2 separate regions of the Mus musculus genome follow, and region 1 is linked to region 2. The links are chromatin contacts, found by Hi-C or POLR2A ChIA-PET in ENCODE. All regions are on one chromosome and are shown on one strand. Each heading gives the region's core, a stretch centred on a gene start or an enhancer-like site at or near the end of the contact. The rest is flanking DNA. Distances are from core to core; before and after follow the strand shown. Region 1 has its middle 56 kb from the start of Adgrf1. Region 2 holds the start of Tnfrsf21 (tumor necrosis factor receptor superfamily, member 21).

Region 1 (3,440 bases), core at 866-3,365, 310 kb after region 2:
TTTATTGTCAATGGGATTTTCTTTTTAAGGCAAAAAGGTGAAGTAGATAAAGGACAGAATAATGCAGTTGGTTCAATCTCAATTAAGAAACAAGCATGGGCTGCCTACCCCCAATGGCCCAGTGGTTAAAAACACCAACTACCAAGCCTGAGGACCTGAGTTCTATACCCAGGACCCACATGATGGAAAAATGGAACTGACACAGGATATTTGTTCTCTGGACTCCACATGCTGTCCATGGCACATGTACACACACACACACACACACACACACACACACACACACACACACACATGCCGGAGTGCACACAAGAGCTCATGAGCACCCAATACATTTTTTAAAGAAAGAGCAATGAGAGTCCCAGATCCCTTTCTAAGCCAAGTGGCCAGACAACTGCGCCCTACCGCCATCTTGGAAGTAGATTATGGAAATAGATGACGAAAGATGGGCTACTGGGACCAAGAGATGTTGCAAGTAACTAAGGGAAGTATCATCATCCTGAAAAGAAGGGACCAAGTGAACACCAACAGAGAGGCAAGTCTCATGTTTTCTACGGAAGAGTCCAAAGTAACATCTCTAAATATCTAATTCTATCATGAGAAAAACCCAAAGGCATTGACTTTGAGCAGGTGCTGGGATCATTATCTAGATCACTCCAGCAGAGAAGCAAGACTCACCAAACTCCCCCTCCCCCCCCCCAGGCACATGATGCCCAATAAGGTTTCTGTATTCTGCTCCTAGGTATGGGCAGTCAAAGATCAGCAGGGTGCTTCAGAAAAGCCACTTTTCCAAACCATTTTGACTTTATTCTAAACGTGTGTCCTTTAATCGTCAGGTAGGAGTAGCTCTCACCCAAGGCTAAAGAAGCTTCTAATTGCAGCAGACGGGGACCATCATAGAAACCCACAACTGGTCAAATGCTGAGGGCAACAGGCTCTTAGGCCAATGACCAATCAATGTATTTACAACACGACCCCTACACCCAAGGCTTAGAGAACATTGCAGAAGAGGAGAGGAAAGAGTGTAAGAGCCAGAGGATCAGGACACTATCTGTTGTAAGATAGTATCAGGGAGAGAGAGAGAGAGAGAGAGAGAGAGAGAGAGAGAGAGAGAGAGAGAGAGAGAGAGAGAGAGAGAGAATGAGAGATTAAGTAGTGGGGTAGGGAGGAGGCAGTGGGTCTGATAGGAGTTGTGGGGAGGAGTCAGGAGTGATTATGATCAACATATGTAATATGGAACTCTTAAAGAATTAGTGCAAATACTGTGGTATTTTTAAAAATATGTAAAGGTCAGAGACAAATTTCTTCAGCTCCACTATACATGCACGTGATAGACTGAGTACCCAGACACTTCAGACCCAAGCGGAGAGGGTTTCTCACAGGGCCTAGACCTCCACTGAGCATGGGATCTGAAGCAGCTGGACTGTGGCCCCACTCTCCCATAGTGCCTTAGTGACTCAACACTCGCCTACGCTGTATGGGTCACATATTAACTAAGCCTGCTTCCTCTCAGTATAGCCCCCTCCAGCCCACACTAGAAACGTTTGAAAGGAGAGACATCCTTTGTCTTGTGGACCCAAAACGTTGCCTTTGAACTCCTGCTATGGTCTATTGTCTGAAATGAATGACCCTTCCAAACCCCAACCTGTAGAGTGTGTGTGTGTGTGTGTGTGTGTGTGTGTGTGTGTGTGTGTCCCCTCCTCTCTCCCTCCCTGAAAGCTAATAATGCACACTCACACATGTCTGTGGCATAAAGGCAGAAGAGATATCTGGGGGAGAAAGAGAACAAGTGGGGGCTGGGGGAGAGGATAGTGTAGGGGGGAACTATTTTTGTATATGCTAAGTGAAACACTAATATTTTTAATTAAAATAAACTTTTAATTTAAAAAAAAAGGTTTGCCTTTGTATAACTCTGTAAAGAACTCCGAAGAAGAGTCGCCTTTATTGCTCTATTTCCAGAGCAAACGAGATGGCCACTTGCTCCACTCTCTAGGAAGTTTCTCAGCTCAAAGCAGGCGTCAGTTAAAAACTCCCAGACCTCTTTCCTCCTTCTCGGAAACACGAAGCTTTGGCAAGAAGGCTGTTGAGCTGAACTGTACTTACGGTCACTTAACTTGAGGGGGCAGGCTCTGACCAAGAAACTCACGCAGACACCTTGAAAGCTTAATTGTGTCCCTAGCACAAAGGATATGACGCCGGTGGGAAGCGGGGCGGCCGGGGAGGGGGTGGGGAGCAGGGCAAGAGGCGCGCTGGGGTAGTGAGGGCGGGGCGGGGGATGGTGGTGCCCGGGTGGTGGTGGGGGGCGACAGTGTTGATGCTGCTTCTCTGATTAGGAATGTTGCTGAAGCCTTTCTCTGTTCAGTAGGAAAGATTAGGAAGACCAGAGCATAATAGCTCAGCTGAGGGGCAAACAATGCCTCTGTTTCCTGGATTTGTGCCCCGGGGCGCTGATAAACTGTGAGGGCTGCTTCTCAGCAAGGCGGGAATCTGCTTGGTTCTGTAAGCGATTTCACCTGCTAGAAACCAGCCTGTGTGAACTGGGTACACTTTTGGGACATCATGAGTGGATACAGGGTTGAGTCAAGGACCTTAGGGCTAGATTGACTGGTACTCCCGTGTGCTTTTCAGATTTAACTGCTAGGAACAAAGTACTTTGGAGAATTGCGTAAGGTTTGCGCTTTACCCCTACGCCTGAAGTGGCTGCGTTGCTCATTTTGCGGTTTTGGTTTTGTTCTTAAGGCCTAACACCCATAAACAGGTGACTTGCATCCTCAGCAGAGACTTAGAGCTCAAATGCTGTCCAGGAGAGATCATCGGAGCTGCCTTGCAATGAATGCATGGCTCACTTTGTTTTCTAGCATTGTGATAAAGACAATGACCAAAAGCAACTTGGGGAGGAAGGGGCTTATTGTCTTACTCATCCCCACCACAGTCGGATACTAAGGAAAACCAAGGCCCCGAGTCAAGCCTGGCAGGGACCTGGAGGGAATACGCTTACTGCTCTCATGACTTGTTAGCTTGTGTGTGTGTGTGTGTGTGTGTGTGTGTGTGTGTGTGTGTGTGTGCGCGCGCGTGTATTCCGGCACTACCTCTACCAGGGGTAGCTCTAGCCCTAGTGGAATGGCCCCTCCCTGCAGCAATTATTTATTAAGAAAATGCCCCAGATACTTGGTCAATCTCCCGGGGTTGGGGGGGGGGGGGGGAGTGCATTTTCTCAGTTCCCTCTTCCAAGGTGACCTCAGTTTGTGTCAAGTCAACAGGAAACTACTCAGCACAGTGCCTCTGCCCTCTATCCTGGGGCTCAGGCTGGGCCCTGGGACCAGGAAACAGTAAACAGATCTTCCTCCTTATCTCTGCAGTCCCAGACTGAGTTACACTCTCCCAAGGCCTTCCAGCCCTGTACGCATAGCTAGACCATATATAGACTCTACTAGAACACA
Region 2 (3,757 bases), core at 744-3,243:
CTTCGGATGAGCAGTCAGTGCTCTTACCTGCTGAGTGCTGAGTCATCTCACCAGCATTTTATATTCTAACTAGATTCAATAGACACTTTTGTTTTGTTTTGTTTTGTTTGTTTTTTGTTTGTGATGAAGAATACTAAGGGGTTTTTACTTAGTTAGCAGTAAGCAAGATGAACTGAATATATTGTATCAAGAGGCATCGAGATTGCATGGCTGTAACTCAGGTGGTGATGAAGGAGGATAACCATCCCCTGGAGGCTAACCTGAGCTACACAGCAAGACCCAACCCAAAAGCAGCCAGCCAACCAAACCAAACTCAAACCCAAAGGCCCGTGAAAAATTGAATTCTGATGATTAGTGCCCCATAAGGACCTTATGGAACATGAAAACAATAGGAAGAACAAAGAGAACGAGCAGGTCAGAACCACACTTACCCAAATTAAAGTCTCCCAGCTTGGAAGATCAAATCATACATTACCTCAAGTAACTCATATTTGTCTGCAAGGTGTCAGCTGACCCCTTTTCTTTAATATCTCACTTCCCACCCCCACCCCCTTTTAAACAGAAAGACCTTTGATTGTGGTGGCCAATAATTTGAAGTTTTGAAGAATTAATTGGCCCTATTATACATGAAGACATAGTAATCCCCCTTCACTTTTGGAAGCCTCGGAGAGAGTTTGAGAATTTCAAGTTGAAATATCACCCCCTTTCACAAAATTCTGTATTTAAGGATAGTATTTTTCAGAATTTAAAAAAATTTTTTACTGGAAACTTAATATTACAGCATTCCCCTTCAGGGTTTATGGTCAAGCTTTTTTAAATATATGTTTTATTTCTTTAACTGGCAGATGTTTGAAAGATGAGAGTAGGATTAATCCTCATATTAATTTTTAAATACATCTCATTCTTCCAAAGAATGCCGAGAAAAAGAACCAACTCTCCATGTAGTAACTGGCAAGGAAGGAAATAGGGCTCCTACCATGGCAACTCCCTGTCAGGGATGCTTAGTGTTGTTTCTGTCCAGGTTCCTCACTGCTGAGAACAAATAGCCAACAATACTGAGAGACGGGGAGGTTTCTTCTGGCTAACAGTTTCAGGGATACAGTTATTGCAGGAGAGGAGAGGAGAGGAGAGGAGAGGAGAGGAGAGGAGAGGAGAGGAGAGGAGAGGAGAGGAGAGGAGAGGAGAGGAGAGGAGGCAGCTGGTTAAACCGGGTCTGCAGTCAGGAAGCAGGGGAGCCACACATAAATGCCGAGACTACACTTGCTTTTTCCTTTTGCTCCACTGTGAGAACACAGCAGACCTCAAAACACAGCAGTTTGGGAACCAACACACACGTCTCTTTGTGTCTGGCAATTGATGTAAGCTCCATGGTTTTTGCTTTTTTTCTAGCTCCTTTAATTGATTGATTGATTGATTGATTGATTGATTGATTTCTGAGACTGGATTTTGCTCTGTAAGCCAGGCTTGTGTAGAACTCCAATTTTGGCTGGCCTGGAATTGGAGAAGTTCATATTCTCATTATACAGAGTGCTTAATGGCACCGTTATGCTCAGGTCATTCATTCATTCATTCATTCATTCATGCATGCATGCATGCATGCATGCATGAGATAGGAGTTTTCTGTGTAGCTCAGAATTTCCCTCCAACTTCAAATTCTCCTTCCTCAGCTTTCCTGGCAATGAAAATACAGGCCTGCGCCATTATGCGCAAGTTATATTGGCTGTTGTTAATATTTATGTTAGGAAAAGAAAATAGTCTCTGTTTTACATACAATCTACTTGGAATCATTTTTTTTTTTTAAAGTTAAGTCGGGGTGAGGGGTGTGTGCAGGTTAACAAGCAAACGCAATTCCTCCAGCTAACGCCAAGGGGCACCCTCTCCTTCCCCTCGGTTTCTGGAGCGCCTTGAGTTCTTTCCATCTGCACAAAGAGCCCGGCCTCCTCCCGGGTGACATCACAAAGGGTCGTTCTCCGCCCCTTCGGCGCCACCACGTGTGTCCCCGAGCTGAGTGGCCATCCGACTCAGTCCCTCGCCGGCCGGTCTAGGCAGCGGAGGAGGCGAGTGCTTGATAGTGGCTGGAAGCTTCGCTATGGGAAGTCGCTCTTTAGCACTGTCGCGGCTAGCCCTGCTCTCTGGTTCTCCGCAGCCGCTGTCGTTGGAGAGCACCGGGAGGCGCGGGTTGCGAGCGCGCCTGCTTCTCACCGCCCGGGCGCCAGCGCCCCTGGGCAGGTGCTGAGCGCCTTTCGGAGCCTCCCCTGCTGCCTCCCTCTTCCGCCTGGGTGCCTGGCTGCTGCAGTGCACATGGGCTGCTGGAGGTAGATGGGCTCACCGCCCGTGAGGCGGCGGTGGATGCGGCGCTGGGCAGAAACAGCCACCAATTCCAGCTGCCGTGGGGCCGAGCGCCCCGGGCGCCGCTGCGAGCCCCGAGCTCGGCCATGGGGACCCGGGCAAGCAGCATCACCGCCCTCGCCTCTTGCAGCCGCACCGCCGGCCAAGTCGGAGCCACGATGGTCGCCGGCTCTCTTCTCCTGGTGAGCGATAGGAGGGGACCCTAGGGTGGCGGCTACGTTCGAGCCTGTGTCCGGGAGCCGGGCGGGTCCTCGGGCCCGTAGTGCCGGAGGCGCGCGGTGGGACCAGACGGGTTGGAAGGGTTGGTTACAAGGCAATAGCCAGACCGAGGAGGACTCCTACTAGATCGTGTGTGTGTGTGTGTGTGTGTGTGTGTGTGTGTGTGTGTGTGTGGTGAGCTAAGGCTAGTGAGTGTTAAAGAATTATTTTTCTTGCAATCTGGCTGCTTGAAGGAGGCGCGAGAGGTGTCCGCCTCGAGGTCCTGCGCATTTTTGGGTTTTTGCCCCCGACTCGGCCTATCTCGCACCCCAACACCCAGCCTCACCCCAATATCATTCGCTGCCAGACCCTCGGCGCGGTGCGAGGCCCGAGTAGTCCTGTCAGTAGCCAGCTGCCGGTTGTGGCCGCTCCTTTGTCGCTACTGCAATGTCATGTCCGGATGCTACCGCAGTGGAGACAGCCGGATCGGTGCGCTCCGGACGCGAGCAACCGCTGCATGCTTCCGCGCGCGAAGCTTTCCGGAGTAGGGCGCAGGCCACCCCTTGCTTCAGCTTCCTTGCTTCTCTCCTCCCTCTTAGTTCAGATGGGTCCTGATTTCTGCAAGCCAAAAGAAGAAGAAGAAGAAGGAGCCCGGGTGGGTGGTGGGGGTGGGGTGGGAGGGGGAGGAGGAGAAGAAGGACCCAGAGACCCAGGCGCCTCTAAAGCACAGGCTTGGAGCCAACCGGCGCTGTGGCTCTCAGTCGAGGGGGAGGGGAAAGAGCTACATAAAGGACGATTAATTTTCCCCATCCTTTTCTTATTTCTCCCTTTCTGTGTTTAGACATGTCACCAAGCAAGATGATGCAGGCTCTCTCAGCACCCAAATCTGGGGCGTGCCCGGATTGCAATCCTCCATCACTTTATCTGATCAAAACCTGACATCATCCCTTATCCAAAACTTACCCCCAGCTGGCCCTTTATTTCCAATATTGGGGCCAAGTGGGGAATTAGGTGGAAGAAAATTTGAATTCAAACCCTTGAGATGCTATAAACCAATCATGTCTTTCATCCCTGCAGGGAGGATGAAGGTTGTTAGCTAAAAACTAAACAAAAACAAAAAAGAGCTTGTTTTCATGGTTGGGCTGTGTAAGGGAAGGCAGGCCTCTTGTCTCCTTCCTCTAAAGGGCTTACTGCCTGGCCAGCCAAGATC

Evidence for each region. Hi-C counts contacts between places; a loop is a spot of excess contacts on that map. ChIA-PET counts read pairs that join two places held with the same protein, here RNA polymerase II (POLR2A).
Region 1: a loop to region 2 is called in a map of Patski, with 2.5 times the contacts of the local background. The contact joins the enhancer-like site here to the promoter of Tnfrsf21 in region 2. A Hi-C loop is called at or near these places in 1 of 37 maps with a recorded cell type or tissue (Patski). POLR2A ChIA-PET finds 5 or more read pairs at or near these places in 2 of 5 experiments (Patski and embryonic stem cell).

Annotation. Positions count from the first base shown.
Region 1 is chr17:43,324,741-43,328,180 of GRCm38, forward strand. It overlaps a transcript of Adgrf1 not described here. Among named protein-coding and RNA genes, the nearest start is that of Adgrf1, 56 kb to the left of the region's middle. Within about 2 kb of position 2,116, at least 2 of the 3 ENCODE cell types and tissues checked have a DNase peak (open chromatin) inside an H3K27ac peak, as active enhancers do.
Region 2 is chr17:43,014,562-43,018,318 of GRCm38, forward strand. Tnfrsf21 (tumor necrosis factor receptor superfamily, member 21) reads left to right here and starts at 1,994. Exons shown (of 6, transcript NM_178589.3): 1 at 1,994-2,531. The coding sequence starts at 2,436.